2 separate regions of the Homo sapiens genome follow, and region 1 is linked to region 2. A link is a loop called in an ENCODE intact Hi-C map of the cell type or tissue named here. Cell type or tissue: CD4-positive, alpha-beta T cell. All regions are shown on one strand. Each heading gives the region's core, and the rest is flanking DNA. Links, peaks and the distances in the headings are about the cores only.

Region 1 (11,961 bases), core at 2,008-10,007, 110 kb after region 2:
CTTCCTTTGGCTAGGAAAGGGAATCCCCTGACCCCTTGCACTTCCTGGGTGAGGCAATACCTCACCGTGCTTTGGCTCATACTCAGTGGGCTGCACCCACTGTCTGAGGAGCCACAGTGAGATGAACCCAGTACCTCAGTTGGAAATACAAAAATCACCTGTCTTCTGCGTTGCCCACACCAGGAGTTGTAGACTGGAGCTGTTCCTATTTGGCCATCTTGGAACCACCTACATTTTTATTTCATATTAATTTTATGTTTTCAAATAACTTAAAATGGCTCCATGGCCAGAGCAACTTTTGATCTCTTCCTCTTTGTGGCTCAGAAAATGCACAGGTTTTTCAAGGAAGCCTTGGGGATTGGGATCATTTTGTATTATTTTGTAACATAAAATAATATGTTATTTTATAAGATAAGATTAATAATGTTAAAGAACACAACTCAGTGTCATGTAACACATTCACAATGTTGTAGAAACAGTCACTGCCTATTACCCACTTCTTGTTGGTCTGTGACAGCCACTAGTCAGTTTTCAATCTCTGTGGATTAAAAGATTTTGGAAGTTTTATACAATTGTAATCCTACATTATTGGTTGCTCATGTCTGGTTTTTTTCACTTAACATATTGCTCACAAGATTCATCCACAATGTGGTAGATTTTGGTACATCATTTCTTTTTATGGTTAAATTATGTTGCATTATGTGGATAAGCCTCATTTCTCCCTCCATCTTAAAATAAAATTCACAAAACATAAAATTAACAATTAAATATTTTAAGCTGCACAATTTCAGTGGGATTTCTCTAATGACCAATGTCATCCAGAATTTTTTTTTTTTTGTGCTTGTTTGTCATTGGTCTATTTTCTTTGGAGAGTATTTATTTCATATGGGGTTTCCATATTTGTTTTCTATTGTTGTTTACTTGCTTGATTTTTGCCCATCTGGTAAATAGATTGTTTGGCAGTTTGTTATTGGGTTGTGGCAGTTGTTTATAGAGTCTAGATACCAGATGCTTATGAAATCTACAATTTGAAAATGTTTTCTCTCATTTTGTAGGTTGTCTTTTGACTCTCTGTAGATAGTCTTGTGACATACTTTTCCATCTTAAACAACTTCAATTTATCTATGGCTTAAAGTTTTGTTCCTTTTTTTGTTGGTGTCATATTTACAAATTGAAAGACAAATTCAAGGTTAGGAAAGATGCTTCCATATATTTGCTTAAGAATTTTGTAGACTGGATCTTTTAATTTTGTTTGTTGACCCCGTTTTGTATTATTTTTTGATTACTTTTATTTTTAAAAATAGTTACATGCTATTTTAAATACCACTTTTTGGTAAAAAATTATTTTAGTTGTCCAACAGCCATGGTTGCTGTCATTGCTGCCACTGGTGCTCAGACAAGGGTGACAGTTGGGGCCAGGGACCCCTGTTTCTGATTAATTTCTCCTGTAAAGGTAACATGGAGAAGACTGGAGAGGAGCTATGAGAGTACAACAATGAAAAGGAAGACCTAGATGAGACCCTGTGGCAGACACTGTAGGTCCTGATGAAGATGTTTCCAGAGATGGTTCAGTTGCACAGTCCATGCCACTTACAATCTCCTCCTCTTTGTGACTCAGAAAATGTACAGGTTTTCCAGGGCAGCTGTGTCTATTGAGACCACCTCCTTTATGTTACTCGTTCTTGCTTTCATCTTTGAGACTGAGAAGTTGCAAGTGGAGCAAAAGCAGCAATGATAGAAGCAAAAGACACTTCTCTAGGCTTTTAGGGCTGTAAGGAAGAAGGCATTCTGTCAGGCACTCTATCTTTACTTCTTGGGATGACCTAGATTGTGATTGCTCTATATGGGCTGTCACAGTGAGAGAAGTTTTAAAAGTTGATTATTTGATTCTTTTTTAACTTTGGCACATTAGCTAAACCTGGGGAAAAGAATTCTCCTCACATAGTCTCACAAAGAGATTCTACTTGCAATGGTGTCCTCCACACTATCCTGACATACTTTTGTTCACTCTGATACCAGAGTGCAGCCATGCAGATGTTATTCCAGCTCCAGCCACCCCACTTCTTTCACTAATTTATCCCTAACTGTAAGATTTCACTTTCCCATTATGGAGTAAGAACTGGTGCCAGTGAGAGATTCTTTTTCCCATTAATGACTGCTTATATATATGTATGTGTGTGTGTGTGTGTGTGTGTGTGTGTATACACACATATACATATATATACACACACATATACACATATATATATAAGTGTGTGTGTGTGTGTGTGTGTGTGTGTGTGTGTGTGTGTGTATATATATATATATATATATATATATATATATATATATATGACTCTAGATTTCCAGGAGGGACAATGCAACAATATGAAATAGACAAAATGCATTAAACCCATAGTGCAAAGCAGCCACTATGAATCTCTGTGTGGCTGGAGGAGGAGGGAGGCCAGCTACACCTTCAGCCATAGCATGGAAACCATAGAGGACAAAGCAAGAGCTCATTTTCTCTGCACATTTTGGCTGTTAGACCTGTGTGTATGTAAATAAACAAATAAACAAAAACAGAAGCATTTGTTCACTTTTTGTATTTAAATATTTAAAATAAGTCCAACTAAAATTTACTTCATACTTTTTTTATTAGTGTAAACAATTTTTGCAATCTAATCTTGTATTCTGAAAAATTACTGAGTTCATTTACTAGCTTTAATAGTTGTTTGGGGGTATGTTAATGTAACACTTACCAACTTATTATAAAGGATGTAGCAAAGGATACAGATGAACAGATGCACAGGGCAAGGAATGAGGAAAGGGGCATGAGTCTTCCATGCCTCCCTGAGCATGCCGCCTTCCAAGAAGCTTCAGCTGGGCATAGTGGCTGATGCCTGCAATGTCAGCACTTTGGGAAGCCTGAGGCAGGTGGATAACCTGAAGTCAGGAGTTGAAGACCAGCCTGGCAAACATGATGAAAACCCATTTCTGCTAAAAATATGGAAACAAATTAGCTGGGCATGGTGGGATGCCTGTAATCTCAGCTAGTTGGGAGGCTGAGGCAGAAGAATTGCTTGAATCTGGGAGGCGGATGTTGCAGTGAGCTCAGATTGCACCACTGCATCCAGCCTGGGCAAGAAGAACAAAACTCTGTCTAAACAACAAAAAAAGAAGCTTCATGTGTTCCAATACCTGGAAGCTCTCTGAACTCTGTCTCCTTAGATTTCTATGGAGGTTCCATTACATCAGGGTATTAGTCCATTTTGTGCTGCTATAATTAAATACCTAAGCTGTGTATATTAAAAGAAGCAGCATCACATGACTCACAGCTCTGCAGGCTGTACAAGAAGCATGACACCAACATCTTCTCCTGGTGAGGCTTCAGGAAACATTCAGTCATGATGGAAGGTGAAAGGGGAATAGGTATGTCATGTGGTAGGAGAGGAAACAAGAGAGAGGAGATAGTCCGCCAGTCTTTGTAACAATGCATCTCATGTGAACATATTAGTGTGGGAAGGGTGCCAAACTATTTACCAGAGATTCACCCCCATGACCCAAACCCCTCCCACAAGACCCCACCTCCAATATTAGAGATCCCATTTCAACATGAGGTTTGTAGGGGAAACGTATTCAAACTATATTACTAGGGATGATTGATTAAGCCATTGGCCATTGGTGGTCAAACTGACCTTCAGCCCTTGTCTCCTTGCTGCAGGTTAGGGTGTGGGGCTGAATGTTTCCACCCTCTAAGCATGCTTTGGTCTTTCTTGTGATGAGCCCAATTCTAAAGCTATCAGTGTTCATTAGCTGACATAAAAAAAGAAAGCACTTTGCAGCACATTGGAAATCCCAAGGATTAAGGTATCATATGCCAGGAAATAGAGGGGAAGATCAAATATATATTTCATGATATATATTTCACAATATATATTTCACACCTTTCCACCATCCCACCACCCACTTCAACACTTCTGATATGGTTTGGTGATGTCCCCAACCAAATCTCATCTCAAATTCCCATGTGTGAAAGGTACCTGGTGGGAGGTTACTGAACCATGTGGGAAGGTGTTTCTCATGCCGTTCTCATGATAGTGAATAAGTCTCATGAGATCTAATGGTTGGATAAGGGGGAGTTTCCCTACACAAGCTCTCTTTTTTGCCTGCCACCATTCACATAAGATGTGACTTGCTCCTCCTTGCCTTCTGCTGTGATTTTGAGGCCTCCCCAGCCATGTGTAACTGTAAATGCATTTAACCTCTTTATTTCGTAAATTACCCAGTCTCGGGTATCTCTTTATTGGCAGCATAAAAATGAACTAATACACCCACCATGTTAAAACTTGGATCCCTTACATGAAATGAACATACAACTCAAAAGATATGGCCACATGACTACAGTCACATTTCACCATTGATAATTAGTTCGATCCATCATATTGTAGTAATGTCTCCTAGGATGAGTTCATTCAGGTTTCAGGCTTCCTTTCAATCTTGTCAGGTTCTAAAGCAAGAGTGATGTTGGGAAACACACAACTTTACTCTTGCAGGCATCTGGTGTAAATGAGCTAAGACTCATTATCTCTTGCTCTGAAATTCTTTTGAGGTGATGGTAAATTTTCCTCAGTTTAGAATCCTGTTCTAGTTTAGATTGTAGGCAGCTATACCAATCCAGCAAGTAGCTTCTCCTCAGTCCACTCTCATTCAGATACACTCCCATTCAGATAAAGTTATCTACATAAAAATAGAAATGAATAGGGTTTTTTTTTCCACCAGAAAATACAACTGCATTTACTATTAGACCCACTTTTCCTGAATAGAGTGAAGACACAACCCACCCCCAATAGGCCCTTAGGAATTCTGAAGTAACATTTGAATATATAGTTATGGTTTCTTGTTTGGATATTATTTATGCTTTCTGCACTTGCCATTGCAGCCTTGATCCTAAGACTACTGCATCAGGCAGGGGAGAAAGAAAATTTGAAGTGATTTGGGGAATAAAGAAAAAATAATAGTTACACCAGTGTGCTTCTTCCTTGCCAAGAATTTCATGGTCATATCAGGGTCCTCCAGTTACAGTAAGTAGGTAGTCAGGCATGAACAGGGCAGAAGAGACCCCCATCTCTGTCAGGTGACCATCAGGTGATGGTCAGGCAGTTGCTAAACTGTCTCTCTATAATAAAAGTTGCTCATTACCAGTGTCAGAGCAAGGTCGGTTCCCAAAATATAAAAACATCTAAAACTTGTGATTAATAGCTTCTAAGTAAGATATCAGGAGTTGGGTCACTGTGCCCAAGCATGTGCAGTAAGAGGCAAAATAGCAGAACGTAACTGGTGTATGACCTTCTAGGAACCCTTGACTGGTAAGGAAAGAATGTACCACATTCACACAACTTCAGTAAACAAACTGAGAATGTGTCCCCTCCCAAGTGCTAGCAGGGCACTTCACATGCAGACAGCTTGCTACAAAGGAAGAATAAGGAGAGAAAGTATGCAAGACCTCAGAATTATACCAACATATATGACTGCAAGTCAGAGGTTAAACCTGGTACTTGATTCAAGATGACTTAAGAGCAAGTCATCTGGTTGGCCCTTTCCAAGCTACTTTACTCTCTTTCTTTCCTGATCGAAAACCTTTTTAATACACTTTCACTTCTGCACTAGAACTTGCCTCAGTCTATTTCCCTGCCTTATGTGCCTCAGACAAATACTTTTTTTCTGATGAGGCAAGAACTGAAGTTGCTGTAGACCCATATGGTTTCAATGCCGCACTGGATTCAGTGCTGCTAACAACCCTGTCACCCACTTATCCCCAGATCGATCTGGAAAATAGAAAACTCTAGTGAAGACACATTGTTTATTCCATGCATGTTAAGTCAGAGCACACTTAGGAAGACATGGAAGCCAGTCCTTTATGCTTTCATCTCCACCCATTTTAGACAATCAGTGTTTTAATTGCCTATTTTACAATAGTTTTAATCACACCATTACTCTGGGGAGGATACCTCTCTGCCTATTGTTGGATATTATGGGCTGTACAGAATGTTTTTTGATCTAAAGAAATGACAGTCAGCCATCCAAATCCATGCAATATCTTCTGTTCTATTTATTGTGTGGCACTCTGAGAATTAGCATCTTCCCCCATGTAATGGAAGCCCACTCCAGACTCAGTGTCTACTCCTCTATTCTCTGTCCCCTTTGAGAATACCAGTCTTGGTATTGCTTGCCAGACATGTACAGGGCTTTCTCACCAGAAACTCTGCTCCAGAGCCATCTGCAGTATATGTCTTGCTGGCTGACAAGCATAGCGGTTCTTACTGGCCTTAATGGCCTGAGACAATGTAAGAGGACTTATCTAGATTTGGCCCATATCTGCACTGCTGCAGAAACCCCATATACATCCATTTCATGGCTGCAAGTGACCACCTCAAGGGAACACATGGGGATATCTACTTATCAATTCTAGTCACATTCTGGAAGGGGGCTTTTTCTGGGTGTATCCATCTGTCTTACTTTTTGAGTATGGAAGGGGGCACTTTGTGTGGGCATCCACTTGTCTTACTTTTATGCACCCCTGAAGTTTCTATAGTAATTTCTACATGGCCATGCCCCATACTGGCATTGTTTTAATTGGCCAATTAAATTGGTCATTGTCCTTCTGCCTGACCATGTGACCAAGCAGGGCATTGGCTAGCCATTACCCATGAGTTAGTTAGTGAAAACTCAAAACAGAGTTAATTCTTTCATTATTGTGGGAAAACAGCATGCAGTTCAGCTCCCTGAGCCACCTTGTTTTCTTCTTTTTTTTTTCTAATCAAAGTAGAAGACTCCATACATGTTGCTCATTCACCTTGTAACTGTCATCCACAAACCCAGCAGCTCTTTGTTGGTCAATTGATAGCTCTTTGTCAGGCTCTGTAGAATCCAGCAGCTCCTCACTGTTCTAGAGTCAGGTGTAGGGTAAAACAGGCTCTCTGCTCATGAGTATCTCCTCCTTGCAGTCCACCAGTAGAATCATCCTTTATAACAGATTTGCACTTTTTCATGTATTTCATATCTTTTGGGTATTGCTTCCCTTATTAGAGCGTTTCCTAGGAACCAGCTCAGATGTCAAGATCAAGTGTCAAAATTACTTCATGTCCTCCATCATAGAGGTAGCTTTAGTCACTGTCCCAGAGCAAGGTCGTAGTACATGCCCCTTAAATAAACTAACTTTGTTTCTTTCTTTCTCTCTCTCTTTCCGTTTCTTTCTTTCTTCTTTCTTCTGTTTATAAAATTTTTGTTTTTCTTTATTTCTTCTAAAAATAACCTGTGCAGAAATTACAGGTTTTTTACGTAGGTATATGTGTGCCACGGTGGTTTTTCCTGCACTTATTGACCCATCCTCAAAGTTCCCTCCCCTCAGCCCCACCCCCAACAGGACCTGGTGTAAGACTGACATGAATGTTCTTCACCCTTTATTTCTGATTTTAGTAATTTGACTCTCTTTTTTTTTTCTTCATCGGTCTGGCTTTTCTTAAAGAACACATTTTTCTTTGTTTCTATGATTTTTCTGTCTTTTTGACTGCATGAGATGCTGCTCCAGTAAATCAAACTCTGTTTTAATATTTAAGTGATGCCAAAAAAGTACAATCAGAGCAGAAGTGCACAGCTTTTTGGCCCCAAAGCTCATCAGGAGATTTAAGATTTCAGCCCCACTGAAACTGAGTTTGAGAGTTATTAGACACTCTAGAATGTAGCAGTTTCTCACAATTCATCCTAGGACAGAGGATCTCTGCCTGTTAGGTAGCAATATTTTATGTTAACCATTTTTATTTTATGATGGAACTCTTTTGGGAAACATTATTTCCATTAGCATATGGGTAGCTTCAGTTAATATTTCATAGAAAGGCAGTAAATGCCCCAGCAAATAGAAATTCTCTAGTTCAGTCATTGTCATTGAAAGGTACTCATAGTTTCTTACTTCAGCCACGATAAAAGCTCCACATAAAGGGACACACACTGGAGGATTTGTCCCAACTAACACTTAAGTGTTTACTTTATATTTTGTGGGCATAGGCAATTTACTAGTTTCCATTTAGTATGTCCAATTAACATTTCCTAAGAGAACATATTTATATGTCTTCAGTTTATAGTACTAGACAGATGAATTATGCCCCAGTTAGCTATAGTACCCACTTCCTTGTTTTGTTTTGTTTTTAACATGAAGTCTCACTCTGTCACCAGGCTGGAGTGCAGTGGTGCCACCTCTGCCTCCCGGGTTCAAGCAATTCTCCTGCCTCAGCCTCCCGAGTAGCTGGGACCACTAATTTTTGTATTTTTAGTAGAGACGGAGTTTTACCTTGTTGGCAAAGTTGGTCTTGACCTCTTGACCTCATGATCCACCCCCTTCAGACTCCCAAAGTGCTGGGATTACAAGTGTGAGCCACCACAGCTGGCGATATAGTACCCATTTTCATAAGACTGTTAGGTAAAAGGGTTACAAATACCTTACATAAAGCTTGTTTACATATGTTAAGTTTTGTAATTATATTAACCTATATGTTACTATATTCTGGTCTTAGGAACTTCCCCCCAACTTTTTTTTTCTTTACTCCCGAGATCTTTTTAACTCTTCAGGTGAAAAAGATTTGGGTTCCCATCAGGAAGTTGCATCTGTATGACCTGTTAGGGATAGCAAATTTGATAAGGCTTTTTAAAAAGTCCTTTGATTCTGTGGGAGAGACACCCATGTAAAAAGAGGCTCATTTAGCCCAGAAATTTACCATGAACTTGTTAATAAGCATATTTGGTGGGAGGATATCTCAGCCATCATAAAGCCAGTCTAACATGACTTGCATATTTAGCATGTTAACTGCTTCATTTGGGGAGCTTCAATAGGTATTGAGGGATAAGAAAAAAAGAACCATTTTGGAAAAACTCAGGCTGCACCTGCACACAGATAAGCAATTTGTATAATTAGTGAAATCCTAGGGAAAAAAAAAAGGTATCTCCCTTTCAGGCATATATGTGGTGGAAATATGCACAGGGCTGAGGATGGCTTATCAAAAACAACCCACTTTATACAAGGAAAATAAGTGGCACTGTGTGCTTGCCTGGAGGCATACCCACAGCTACATAAGATAAGGGGAGTTGCACACACAGGTTTACTGATAAGAGAAGTTACTCAAACTGCTACAGACATGAGAGGAGTTTCTTATAAAAGCTTTCGAATTCAGATGTAACCCAGCAATGCACTCAGACTCCTCTCTGCTGTGGAGAGCTTTTTTTTTTTTTTTTCATATTAAACTTTCACTCCAACTTTATCTTTGTGTTTACAATTCTTAATTTTTTTGTCTTGGATAAAGAACAAAAAACCTGGAGTACTTCTTCAGACAACAAGAAACTTCCAAATTAAGGTGCATTGGCAAGAATGCAACATATTTTGATCCATTGGCTTGGAAGGAGGGAATTCATCAGAAGGGTGAGTAAGAGCCGACTTTTACCTTTAACTATTTACATTCATCTATGAGTCTTCTCATCTATTCCAATCTAGTTTCCTTTCACAGAGGACCTAAGCCAACATGTGGGATTGGAAGAAGGTCCTAGGAAAATTCAAGATTTCTGGCTGGGACTAACCCTCAGTGTTATCTGAAGGTCCTCAGTGTTATCTGAAGACTACTCCAATCCTTGACAGCCCACCAGTGTGTCAGCACAAGGACCTTCCCTCTTACATTTTCCTTCTTTTCTCCCATGGCTATTATGTCACCTATCTCTTCATTGTATACAATGTTGCAGGTGTTTTTTCAGCCTAGAGATATAATCTTGCTTGGTAGAGTAAGTTGGTGTCTTTTTTTGTAACCAGGAATGTAACTTCAAGAAACTGTGTTTTTGTGATTTCCTCGAGACAGAGGAGTTCAAGATTTCTGTCTAAGTATTCACTTAGTAAGGTCTCTTCTACCCCTCAATAATAGACATTCATGACACTATATGGTCAAATATTTCACCCCAAGTGAATATCCTCTTTTCTCTCCATTTGGATTGTTTCTTCCCTCTACATTTGGGTTGGTTTTTCCCTCCCCATTTGGGTTGGTTTTTCCCTCCATGTAAAATCCCAGCATTGCCCAATAAATTTAAACAATTCTTTATGAAACAAGTTAATTTTCTTGTGCTGGGAGGAATATTATAGGAACAGCCAATTAAACTGAAACCTCTTTTTCTAACTTCTGCCTGAAAGGATGGAGTCACAGTTTTTACCTAATATTTCAGACCCTACAGCACTACGTAGGGGAATGGGATTTATTTTTCCCCACTGGGAGCCTTGTTGGCCCTTTGTCTAAAAACTCTGGTTATCTCCCTTTTATATCCCTCTATTAGAGACTAGGCTTCATGCCCCATTTGAAAACAGCAAAGCTCCAGCTTTAACAGTAAGAGGACGGCCATTCCATTTATATGTTCTTTTAAGGCACCTGTTCTACATTCAGCTACATTGGCATTTACACCAGAAATGGGTTTTATGTTTGAAAGTGAATCAGTCTCATTCTTTGGGGTTTCAATGTTTCACTAGGGCCATAGCAAGGGAAACCAAAGATAATACTAAAACACTTCCTCCATTAAGGAGGGAAGTCCAGCAGATGCCCAGATGCAACTGTCACATAGTCTTTCCTGAGACCCATCCATCAAGGAGTGACCCAGACCCAAGTCTACGAGGTCAAAGAATAATCACCATCAGAGGACTAAAGCCACTTGGGTGAGCATGGCTTGCCCCATTGCTTAGCTCCTCTGCTACCATCATTTGAAGGTCACACTTGAAACCACTGGTGGCATATTCAACACAATGCTGGGACCCAGGAGCCAAGGAGAAATAACAGTCTGTGGGACACTCCTACTGTCTTCTTCTCCTCCCTGGGTCACACTGAAAAAAAGCAGGAGACAGAGGGATGCCTCTTTTCTTGTCTATTTTTCTAGAGAGGTGACAGTCCAACTTTAATCTGCACCCCTCTGAGTGCACTCTGAAACTTTTAGAACTACTTTGACCCGATGACTTTGAAGAAAAAGGTGACCATTTTCTTTTGCACGAGAGCATGACATTTTTTACTAAACCTTCACAAGCATTATGAGATCAACCCAGCTTTTTTAACAGTCATGGCAGGTAGTCCCATGGAGAATAATTCCGCAGAGTTAGAAAAGCAATTTCTAAAGAAACCATCTCAGAATGCCCCTTATTAATCACCACCTCAAGTTTTCTTTTCATTGCAGGAACTTACACAAATAAAGGGGGAACTAGGTAGGTTCTCTGATGACCCTAATAAACATAGAGAGGTTTTCCAAAATTTGACCCAAATGTTTCATGTTACATGGAGAGATGCTATGCTACATTTAAGCCAAAACCCTAACTGTTACAGAAAAGCAGGCAGTCTTGCAGGCAGCAGAAACATTTGGAGATAAACAGCGTAACTCCTATAGCCAGTCTAAAAATCTTGAAAGGAAAAAATCTAAGGGATAAAAGAGGATAAGGAGAGACAGGGTCCCCATTCCCAATAGTAAGAAAAATGAGGCTCCCTTAAAAGCCCTAATTGGAGCCTGAGTGATCTCATAAATGAGTGGAAATTAAAAGAATTTCTGATATACATTTAAAAAGACTTGGAAATAAGCAGAACAAGACCTCTTAATTACTCTCAACTGTATGAGTTGCACCAGAAAATATATGGAAATCCACCTGCCTTCTTGGAGAGACTGAGAGAAGCTTTAGTAAGACACACTTCCCTGTCTTCCAGTTCAGTAAAAAACAGGTTCAATACTCAGGCAGCCCCTGATATCAGAAGAAAGTTGCTGAAATAGGCCCTGTCTAAAAATCTTTCTAGTTTTTCTCACCAAACAATCCCACATTCCTAAGCCCTCTCCACTGTACTGTCTCATTCACAATCTTGCAAAACTTGACAGAAGCATTTAGTCTTTTACTGTAACATGGCCTGGTCCCAATACACATTAGATAAT
Region 2 (11,961 bases), core at 2,699-10,698:
GTGCCCAAAGTTTGGAGGGTGTTAAGGCTACAAGAGTCTAGCATGTCAGCACCACCCTGTGTGTGCAAACTTGGCCAGGTTATAATGGCACCCAGCCGCAGCCACAATTTTCCTCCAAAATCAGAGCAGACACCAGGAGTGGAGAAATGCCAGACAGTGGGAGCAGGCCCTACTGAACCTGCAGGAAAAAAGAGGGAAACCCTCATCCCTCAAGAGTACCTGGATTCCTGGATCTGGATCTGTGGCTGGACAGCTGCAGCTGTGCCCAGGAGCATGGGACTTCCACCCCTCTAACTTGGTAAAAGGTGAGGTTCCCACATATCCTTGGCTCTCACTGGCTCCATGAAGCATGCAACCCCTGCCATACATCCTCATGAAGCTGGTGCCTTCACATAAACAACACCACATGGGCCACCACTGCCATCACTGGGTCCAGCAATATCTCACAACATCCCCTGAGTGGAGGGACCATGCAGATAGGTCACATTACCTAGGTAAACTCCTTACAGATATGACACAATGTCCTCCCTGGATAGGACCCAGAAAGAGGAGGAGAGTCACATATCTTAGGGGCTGGACCCAGCTCTATGCCACATTTTCCCACATGGGTGTGGCCCAGGCATGAGATGAGAATCATATAACCTATGTGCTAGGGTTGGCAATATGTCACAATACTCCCTGAGTAAAGGGCTCAGGCATGAGAGCCACATCACCTAGGTGAAGGCTCAGAGATATGTCACTATGTACTCTGTGGGCAGGGCTTAATAAGAAACGGACAGTCACATATCCTAGGGGCTAGGCCAAACAACACGTTATGATCCCCACTGTGAACAAGTCCTAAAAAGGAAATGAGAGTCATACCATCTAGGAAATGACCACACCAATAAGTGACAATGACCGCTGTGAGTAGGGACCAGGTGACATAGCACATCATCTGTGTGCAGGTCCCAGTGACAACTCATTGTCCTTTCCGTGGACATGGACTAAGCAACAGAGGAGAGTTGAATTATCTATCTAGGTGTTGGGCCAAGAGATATGTAACAATCTCTCCTATGGGGAAAGCCAAGTAAGAGAAAAGAGTTATGCCAAATAGTTTATGGGCCCAGGATATGTCACAATGCCCCATCTAAGCAGGGCCAGGCATCAGATTGACATTACCTTGGTGCTGAGCCCACATATATGTCACATTGCAATCAGAGAATAGGTTCCAGAAACAAGAGTAATGGTACCTTTCAGTTGAGCCCAGTGATATGTCACTGTCTGTCCTTAGAACAGAACCTAGGAAGAAGTCACATCAGCTAGGTGTTTGGCCAAATATGTCACAATTTCCCCTAGGCAGAAGAAGACAGTCAGATCACCTGGGTGATGGGTGCAGAGCTATGCCATAATGCCCTCTGTATGCAGGGTTCAGGCAGGAGGGTTATATTGTCTCAGAGCTGGACCAAGCAATATGACACAGTGGCCCATGGTGGCAAGACCAGGCAGGAGACTTACATTATCTGGGTGTGGAATGCAGAGATATGTCAAAATTCCACCAGTGAAGAGCACCAAGGCAGGAGAGGAGACTCATATCAACTAAAGAGTAAGCCCAGTGGTATGTCACAATGTCCTTTGTGGGCAATACCAACGAATAAAAACAGAGTCACATCCCCGAAGTGCTGGGCTCAGCGATTTGAAGCAAAACCATCTGTGGGCTTAGCCCACACAGGACACTCAAATCACTAAGGTGCTAGACAGAAGCATGTCACAATGGTACCTGCAGGAGGCTTTAAGTGATGGTACTAATGATCCCACAAATGTCTTGATTTCATGCATGAGGGTGAATTTTCTTGTATGTTGGATCTAAGTATACTAGTCACAATCTCAATAGTGGACTTAATCTGGCCATAAAAGCCTCAACCTCTCCTGCAGACTTTGTCTCCTTCAGGGAGCCACAGCCACACACAGCACACACAGTGTGCTGAATTTTTGTTTGAGGGTGACCAACCTAACCATGGACTGGAATGATGTATGAGAGTAAGTTTTTAAACTTTTGACTGCCTTTTGACTGCAAACTTTTGGCTGTTAGATATAAAACCTCATCAATGGGCCGCGTTCCCGTGGGAGAATGAAAATCTTTGCTGTTGGCTGGATGTGCATATGAATGCACAATTCCACCTGTGTGCTGGGTTCCATAAACTTTCTACACTATCTGAAAGCTTTATACAATATAAATGAGAGTCTGGGCTGGGTGCAGTGGCTCGTGCCTGTAATCCCAGCACTTTGGGAGGTCGAAGTGGATGGATCACCTGAGGTCAGTAGTTCAAGACCAGCCTGGCCATCATGGTGAAACTCCATCTCTACTAAACATACCAAAATTTAGCTAGGTGTAGTGTTGGGTGCCTGCAATCCCAACTACTCAGAAGGCTGAGACAGGAGAATCACTTGAACCCGGGAGGCAGAGGTTGCAGTGAGCCAAGATCATACCATTGCACCCGAGCCTGGGCAACAAGATTGAAACTCTGTCCTGAAAGAAAAGAAAAAATAAAAAAGAGTCTCGATGTGTTCTGAAGCCTTTTTACTGGTATGGACACATAAACTCAGCTGTGTCCAGCACAGATATGAGAGTCAACGTCTCTCCAATTGACTCGGTCCTCTCTCCAATTGACTTGGTCCAAATAAGAGGGTCTTTACCTGCCTGTGAGCTGGGTTTAGAAATAGGTTATATTTCAACTGTGGCTATATGTTCACATATGACAGTCACAGTTTTAACTGTGGACTCTTTCTGCATGTGATATTCAGAACCCCCACAATGGATTGTGAGAATGACTATTATAATGCCAACTTTATCAGTTGGCAATGTGCAAACATAAGAAACCCGATTGTGGCCAGGTGCAGTGGCTCACATCTGTAATCTCAGCACTTTGGGAGGCTGAGGCTGGCAGAGCATCTGAGTTCAGGAGTTTGAGACCAGCCTGGCCAATATGGTAAAACCCCGCCTCTACTAAAAATCCAAAAAAAAAAAAAAAAAAAAAAAAAAAAAAAAAATTAGCCAGGCATTTTGGTGTATGGCTGCAATCCCAGCTACTTGCAAAGCTGAGGCAGGAGAATCACTTGCAACATGGGAGTCAGAGTTTGCAGTGACCTGAGGTCACACCATTGCACTCTAGCCTGGGTGATAAGAGTGAAACTCCATCTCAAAAAGGAAAAGAAAATAAAAGAAAAAACACAATCTCAACTACGCACCAGGATTCATGATGACACTCTCTGTACCAAATAAGAACTTTATACTACGTACTAGAGAGTGGTAATCTTCTATGACCTTCATATATACATGCTCTCTGGTTATTTTCCAGACTTGTTGACCTCTCTTCATAGTGTTATTGGTCTCCATATTTCCATTTTCTTTCCTCAGTGGCTGATACTGATTAATCAGTAATCTCAGAACCTGTTTGGCATGTAGCATGCAGCATATGAGAATAAGTGTCTATTGTCAGTTCTGGGTCTAGCGTACCTTTAACTGTAGCAGTTTCTATGTGACCGACTACATTTACAACATAAGCTGAATTACAGACAATGTTGGTAGGATCTGCAGCTGTGAGCTGTAAAATCTGAATGACTGCAGTTAGCACTGAGAATTGAGCTGAAGCCCCAGAGGGCATTATTGTTTGAGTATGTTTAGGTCCATAGAGAGTGGCACGACCTTTAGAAGAGCCATCAGTAAAATAAGTCTGTCCACCTGGAATAGGCTTGTGATGAGTAATCACAGGAAGAATGAAAGAATGGAATTCATAAAACTACAAAATTTTGTCTGAGGGATAATGAAAGCAAAGGTTTCTGCAGGTGTAGCTGGGAGGCATGCCATTGCTAAAGCATTTGTTCTACAAGCTGCAACTCCAAATTCTGCCTCTTTGGCCAACTGCCATGGGAAATTTAGTGAAGAGTCTCCTGGCAGGGTTTAACCTTTCTTTCCAGTTATTGATATTGGGTTAGGGTTTCCTTGTAGGAATTTCTCTAAATATTTTCCACTCTGATGTCCCATGTCCTTCAACATTTTAAATCCTAGGTTATCAAAGTTTTCATTTGTAAGTCTCATATCCCATGCTGTAAGTAAGTCTTGACCCCATAAATTGATAGCTATATTTGCAACATAAGGCTGAAAAGTACACCATTGTCCGTCTGGACCAGGAAAAGGTAAAATCTCAGCACTCTGTTAAACACTTTGAGCTGTTCCTACTCCCGCTAAGGATGTAGAAGTTAATTGTAATGGCCAGGATGGGGGCCGATTGTCTTTAGATATTATTGACACATCAACTCCCGTATCCATAAGCCCCCAAATTTATTTCCTTTAATTTGCACTACACAGGTGGGCCTATCAGAGGCTATCGGTTGGGATGGATAGATTTCCCATGTAGTTGTGCTGCTAAACCGTTTATTCTCTTGTTTCTCCTTTCATGGAGGAGGGTGTAATTTGCAGGGAATAAACAATAATTGAGCAACATATTCTCCTGGTTCAAAAACCCAAAGATCTTGTTGTTGTACCCAAGCGAGTTAGAGGAACACCACACTTTGAGACAAATTTAAGAGTCCTTTATTAGCCAGTGAGAGAGAGACGGCTAACGTTTGGAATTCTCTTGGCCCCGAGGAAAAGGCTTGCTTTTCCTTTATACTTTGGTTTAGGAAGGGGAGGGGAGCTCAGTTGCAACAATTCTACAGAAGTGAAAACATGCGAAAAACTTAAAAAGACAAATGGTTACAGGGAAGACAACAGTTCCAGGTGCAGGGGCTCTAAATCTATCATAAGATGTTAGGTATGGGGGCTCTGCCAGACAGAAACTCAAGGCGTTATGGTGTTATCTCTTGAGCAAAATCCTGGGAACTTTGTACATTGCTTGCTTCAGTACCTTATCAGTTAATTGGACTCTTTGATATGTTGAGAGTCAGCTTACACAAGTGAACTCCTTGAGGAAGGGGGTGGGTAAGGAGTCCTTGACGTCTTGTAAATGAAGGAGCCAAATGGAGTTCATCAGGCTTTCTCAGCCAAGGGAGAGCTTATACATGTGGAAACAAGGCTAGGTGATTAAGGGAGAAAGGGAGAGTCTAAAAGCAAGGTTAGTAAAAACAAGGTTAGGTATTACATCGTGACATTAAAACTACTTGAATTTCTCCTTCATAATGAGAGTCAACAACTCCTGGGGGTACAGTATTGCCCTGTAAATTAAGATGGCTTTTGCCTAAAATTAGTCCCATACATCCTGTTGTTGAAGGTCCCCAAATGCCAGTGGAAATCTTGTTGGGTTTCTCTCGTCCCACTAATGTTACCCATTCTCTGACCAGGACATGTAATCCTACACTTCCTGGTCTTCCTGGGGTGAGGAAATCAATGTTTCTCCTGGGAACCATTCCTGAAATGGTGTTGTGGTCTGAACTGGGAATGCTCTCATTGTTTGAATGACCTTGGTCCAGGCCCCCATCTCATTCCCCAACAGCGGATGCCATTCTGTTGCAATCTTGAGTGGAACTTATTAGCCCAGTTGTTATAGCAACGGCAAAGTCCTGGAATTTTTCCAGTGGGTGGGACACTCCATTTTAAGTCTCTTTCTGTCCTCAGATCTGGCAGCATTCCTTTTTAAACTGTCCAGCTTTTCCACAATTATAATATTTTCCCATTTTAGGGTTTGTTCCTTGACTCCTTTTGTGTTTGGATTTCATGAGTTCTTGGTTTTAATGACTTCAAGAATGAAGACACAGACCCTCACAGTGAGTGTTACAATTCTTAAAGATGCTGTGTCTGGAGTGTGTTCCTGCAGATGTTCAGATGTGTCCAGAGTTTCTTCCTTCTGATGGGTTCTTGGTCTTCCTGACTTCAGGAGTGAAACCACAGACCTTTGCAGTGAGTGTTACAGCTGTTAAAGTTGGCACAGCCAGAGTTGTTTTTTCCTCTGTGGGTTTGTGGTCTCGCTGGCTTCAGGAGTGAAGCTGCAGACCTTTGTGGTTAGTGTTACAGTTCATAAAGGTGACACAGACCCAAAGAGTGAGCAACAGCAAGATTTATTGCAAAGAGTGAAAGAACAAGCCTCTACAGTGTGGAAGGAGACCCAAGCATGTTGCCGCTGCTGGCTCGGGTGGCCAGCTTTTATTCCCTTATTTTCCACTCCCACCCCACATCCCACTGATTGGTCCATTTTACAGAGCACTGATTGATCCATTTTACAGAGTGCTGATTAGTCTATCTTGACAGAGTGCTGATTGGTGCCTTTACAAACCTTTAGCTAGACACAGAGCACTGATTGTTGCATTTACTATCCTTTAGCTAGACAGTCCCCTACCCAATTAGCTAGACACAGAATGCCAATTGGTACATTTACAAGCTTTAGCTAGACACAGAGTGCTGACTGGTGCATTTACAATCCCTTAGCTAGACAGAAAATTTATCCAAGTCCCCACTGAACCCAGAAGCCCAGCCAGATTCACATATCAATCCCCCCTCTAAAGAGGACACTACAACTGTTGTTGGGAATTTGGCCAATAAGAGTTCTAGCTACTTCTTGCTGGATAGGGATGAAGAAGGGGTCCTGCAGTTGTAGTGTCCACCAGAGGGGAACTCTTTAGGCCAGTGGAAGGGCCAGTGGGACAGTCCAGGGGTTCTCAGTAGAAGTTGTTAGTTGAACTCATTTGGGTTTCCATTTTGAAAGACCATCTGTAGCTGTGATGGCCTCAATTCTAGAGGAAACAAATTTGAAAAGAAGCTTAAAAATACAGGTCCCAAAGCCTGGTAACAGCAAGATATCTGCCACGGAACCTAGAAAGGGGATAAAGCCATGCTGTCCAACTCCAGAGGCTGATATAAGAGTTTGAAAGGTGTTTTCTGATTTCAGAAGCCTTTTCCTGTAAATGTCAGGTGGCATCTCCTACTATCCCTGACTGGTTCGTGTAAAAACAACACTCTTCCCCTAAGAAGGTGCAGAGTCCTCGTTTCTCAGCAGTGAGGAGGTCTAGGCCTCAGTGGTTTTGGAGAGTCACTGTTGCCGAAGAGTCTATTTGGGATTGTAGAGTAAGGATAGATTTTGTTATTTTTTGCAAACTGTCTGAGAAATCCTTTGAGAGTGTGTGGTAGTAGGATAATGAAGTAGATAAACTGGCTATTCTGGTTCCTGTAGCAGTGGTCATTCCTAACACTATAAGTAGGGGTATTGGTTATATGGCTCTGTGCTGACAGACTTGAACTTTCAGGGACACTGATAGGGTCTGATTTCCATAAGATGAGAAGTTAGGATAATATATGTCACACTGTTAACTTTTAGCAAACTGTACTTTTGTTGAAAACCTTGTAAGTGTGGGATTTTAATTATTCTTTGCCATTAATAAGACCTCATTCATTCCATATTAACTTAAAATTGGTATAGATGGCTCCTTCCTGATTCTGTATGTACTTTAAGTTTTGGCTGAGTGCAAACAGGTCACATGTTTGAGCAGACCAATTATTGGGCAATTTTCCTATCTCTGCTTCTACAAGAGTTTTCTTATCACTTACTTGTGTCTTTTTTTTTTTTTAATTGCCTAGGAGGAATCATCTATCATCCTGTCCTGAAGGGAGTTCCTCCTATGTCTGGTCGGATTTTCCGATGTAGATACCCTGTCAGGAAGCCTGCTGGGTTAAGAATTTTTGATAGGAAGGCTATAGGTCATCAGTGGCCTCAGTACTTTTGGGCTATGCCCTTGTTTTCACTGACAACAAGGTCGTATTGGAGTGTTAGAGTTACAGAGAAAACCTTCAATTATCAATTATAGGTTTTAAATTTACCCTGGCTTTTAAACGAATAGGGTAGACTGTTTTTTCTTTACTACTTCTATTTCTTTCTCTCTCTTTGACTCCTTTCTCCTTTGTCTCTTCCTCTCTTTTCTTCTCTGCTTGACTTTCTGTCTCTCTGTCTCTTTCTCTCTATCTCCTTTTCTTTGACTTCCTATCTTTCTCTTTCTCTCTATCTTTGTCTCTCCCTCTCTCTGATTTTCTGTCTCTTTCTCTCTTTCCTTCTTTGACTTTGTCTTTCTCTTTCTCTCTGCTGGTCTTCTCCTGCCCCTGCCAGCTTCTTATGCTGCTGTTCTCTCCTCTCCTTCCCCTTATTGATGGCTTTGGCAGTGTAAGACTGCCACCTCCTTGGGTTTTTGCACTGAGTGCAATAACTCCATGATTTAATTGTGTTATTTAATGGGGGTTCTCACAGAGGTTAGGAACTCCTTTTCTTTCCATATTGCAGCATGGGCATGTAGGATTAGATAAGCGTACTTGCTATCTGTATTCACATTTATTCTTTTTCCCTTTCCCACTTCTAAGGCTTGGGTAAGTGCCGCTAGTTCTGTTAACTGGGCCTTGGTCCTGGGGGGAAGAGGCTTACTTTCAAGTACAGTTACATCACTAACTATGACATAACCCGTCTTTCAAATCTCATTTTCCACAAATGAATTTCCATCGCTATATATGTTAAGGTCAGGATTAGCCAAGGGGTATTCTAAGAGATCATCTCAGGTGGCAAAAATCTGGACTTCAACCTGTTGACAGCCATGCTCGACCAACTCCCCATCCTCTGCGAGAACACTGTGAGCCACTGCAGGGCTGAAGGCTGCATACATATGCACTTGAAACACCCATCCCTCAAGGAGTAGTACCTGGTGGTTGTCTGATAGTCACAAACTTCCTTTGGCACCTAGTATGCCATTTACATTATGAGTAGTCCAGACAGTGAGATACTTTCCTTGTATTATTTTGATAGCCTCTGATACTAAGACAGCCACTGCCACTACTACCTGTAAACAGTGAGGCCAGCCTTTTTCTACTATATCAATCTCCTTACTTAGGTATGCCACTGGTTGTGGGGTTGTCCCATGAGTCTGAGTAAGGACGCCAAGAGCTATTCCTGCTCTCTCTATGACATATAAAGAAAAGTTTCATCTTGTGAGAAGGCTTGAGACTGGGGCTTGAGTTTATTCCTTCCAATGCCCAGATTTCAGGGTTTATTCCCTCCTCAACAGAGGATGACAAATGGGTAACTTGTTCCCCATATTCATGTAGATAACACCTCTAGCTTTGGCTAATATATCCCTCCCTAGTAAGGGTGTGGGACTTTCAGACATGACAGGATAGGCAAGTGAAAAGAGCAAAGTCTCCCAATTACAACTGAGGAGGTTACAGAAATACTTGGTTACAGGCTGTCCCAGAATTCCTCAGATGGTAACAGACCTTGAGGACAGTCATCCAGGACAGGAGATTAACACTGAGAAGGCCATGCCAGTGTCCAGGAGGAATTCAATTTCCTGGCCCTCAATGGTTAAACATACCCAGGGCTCAGTGAAGGTGATGACATGAGCTGGTGCTTACCCCAGGCACCCTCACTCCTGTTGTTGGACCATCTGGTTGAGGGACACATGACCCAGATGACCTTTGTCCTCAAGGGCAGTGCAGCTTCCAGTGATTGTCTTGGTATAGTGGACATAGATCAGGGGGTGGCTCGTTTTTCACTGGACAACCTTTTTTAAAATGTCCTTGCAAATCACACTTGTAAAAGGCCTACAGGGTGATTGGCCTGCTCCATTTTCTGTCCTCTCTGAACCACCAAGGTTTGTTTGTCAGAGGGCCATGACTAAGGCTGTGACCTTTCTCTGATCTCAATTTTCCTTTTGAGCCTAATTCTCTTGGTCCCTATTATAGAATACTGAGGTTGTCAGGTTTAATAGTGCCTCCAGATTTTGTTCAGGGCCCAGGGCTTGCTTTTGCAGCTTTCTCCTGATATCCACAGCTGATTGGGTAATAAACTTGTCTTTTAGGATCAATTGAGGCTCAGGTGAGTCAGGTGACCGGGAGTATATTTTCTTAAGGCCTCCCTTAGCCACTTGAGGAAGGCAAAAGGATTTTCTTCCTTTCTCTGAGTTATGGTAGACATCATTGAATAATTCATGCTCTTTTTCCTAATTCTCATTAGTCCTTCTAGAACGCAGGTCAAGAGATGTTTATGACCACAGTCCCCATGATCTGAGTTGAGGTTTCAGTGGGGATCCATACTGGGGATGGCTTGCTGACTGGTAGGGAAGTTGTACCTTTGTTTGACTGTCATTCTATCATTTACTTGACTAAGATATCAAATATCTCAAAACTCTTGGACTGCAGCTAAAGCCACCTTCTTTTCATTAAAGGACATGGTTTGATCCAACAATAGCATGACATCTCTACAAGCGATTCCCTAGACCCTGTAGGACATCTATATACCTATCAAGATCATCTGAAAACTTCCCCAGGTCTGCCTTGATCTACTTTAAATCAGAGAGGGAGAAAGGGACATGTACCCTGGTTAGGCCAAATTCCCCTCCCCCTACAGCTTGAAGGGGACATAATAGATAGAGGGGGGTGGGGTTGTGGTCCTTTGGAGATTTCTTTGCTTATTTCCTCCTGGGCAGGGGAGGTTAGAGGAGGCTTATCATTAATAGGAAGTGGAGCTGTAGGGAGGCTAGGATGTGGGGGTAAGCTGAGAGGTCCTCCTGTGGGATGTAAATTGCAAGCTTTGTATAGTTGTATATTCTCCTTCAATGAGAAGAAAGCTTGGACATAAGGTATTTAACTCCATTTGCCTTCCCTCTTACAGAAAAGGTAAAGTTGCAGGATAATGTTGTAATTTGTAATTCCCACAGGTGGCCACTTTTCCTCATCAGAGAGAGAATATTGGGGCCAAGCTGTAGTGCAGAAAAAAATGAGCCACCTCTTTTTCAGGGTTTGTGGGTCAATTTGGTCCCAATGGCTTAGGATGCATTTCAAGAGTGAGCCTGTTGATGCCTGAGTGTTTTCTCTCCCTGCCCAAGAACGTGCAATGATCCCTGGACCCTGCTAACTGTAATAGATGCAGCAGCAGACACAACCCCTGCCCAAGAACCCACAATGGTCCCTGGACCCTGCTGATTGAAATATTTGTGCTCACCAACACAGCAGCAGAAACACTAGTTTTCCTCCCAGATCACAAGGAGGACCAAGGAAGGTCAGATTTAGTGGCCCTTACTGATGCATTCTCAAAAACCTGCACCCTTGCTTGTCCTCCTAGACCACAAAGAGGACTGAGAAAAATTGGATTTAGTGGCCCTTACCAACACATTCTCAAAAACCTGTTAGAGTCCTAAGCATTCTCTTTTTAGTATTGGGACCTTATCCATGTCCTATAAAGATGTTATACCCCAAAAATTAAGTGGAAGGCCATACCCTGAGGGATGGAAGGGATCTCCAGGGCTGGAAGAGTGACACATTTTGTCCTTACTCATATGAATAGGAGGGATACAATTTCTGAGTCTTCCCATATCCTAACTTTAGGAATAGCTTTTGTTAGGCCTGTTAGTCTGAGGAGGGATGCTAAAATTCCAGATAGTCCTCCCTGTGACTTGGATTTGGGAAAAAAAAAAAAAGTATGTCTTTTTGATTGGTGAGCCCAGCTACCTAAAGAAGGTAACAGAGTCCTGGAGTTTATACTAGAAATCATTCTTAAAGAGGAAACTAGAAAAGCACCAGAGAGAGGGAGTGGTTTTTAGAAGTAGGGATAGCCTTGGAGAAGAGAGGCAAAAGGAAGTTTGTCTGGCAGGCATTAGGACCCTGGGTGCAAGGGTCAGGATAGATAGGATAGATGAGCTATAGTCTTAGTTGGGCTACATGCCTTTGAAAGTTCCACTCATGGCTACAGGGTCAACCAACTTGTCACGACCCCGGGAGCTGAATGACTTTCCTCTCTGTTGACCCTTGGCTCAGCCCAGAATTACAGGAAAAGTGGAAGCAGGTTCTGGGCAAACCAACGCTCCCAACCCTGAAGAGTCAGGGATTGTTAGAGAGCCCTTTCCCAGAAAGCCCTGACACTTTTTTCTTTAGTCCAGTGGCTGTGCTAGTCACTTTTAACTGGCTGGCAGGTGCCCAGTATTTAGCCCCCAAATTCTAAAGAAAAATAAGACAGAATAGTA

What was found. Peaks named below come from ENCODE experiments on the same cell type or tissue, not always from the same donor. Only the 100,000 strongest peaks of a DNase experiment are listed, where the experiment ranks them.
Region 1: it touches region 2 in a loop (2.9-fold over the local background); 2 of 110 quality-filtered maps call a loop at or near these places.

Annotation. Positions count from the first base shown.
Region 1 is chrY:21,129,421-21,141,381 of GRCh38, forward strand. LOC105377225 (a long non-coding RNA gene) reads left to right here and starts at 9,213. Exons shown (of 7, transcript XR_007068465.1): 1 at 9,213-9,448. It also overlaps the pseudogene TOMM22P1. In CD4-positive, alpha-beta T cell, for the core only: no CTCF peak of the experiment used is centred there; no DNase peak of the experiment used is centred there; H3K4me3 peaks cover 1,571 bases.
Region 2 is chrY:21,016,575-21,028,535 of GRCh38, forward strand. No RefSeq gene overlaps it. Among named protein-coding and RNA genes, the nearest start is that of RPS4Y2, 270 kb to the left of the region's middle. In CD4-positive, alpha-beta T cell, for the core only: no CTCF peak of the experiment used is centred there; a DNase peak (open chromatin) is centred at 5,937.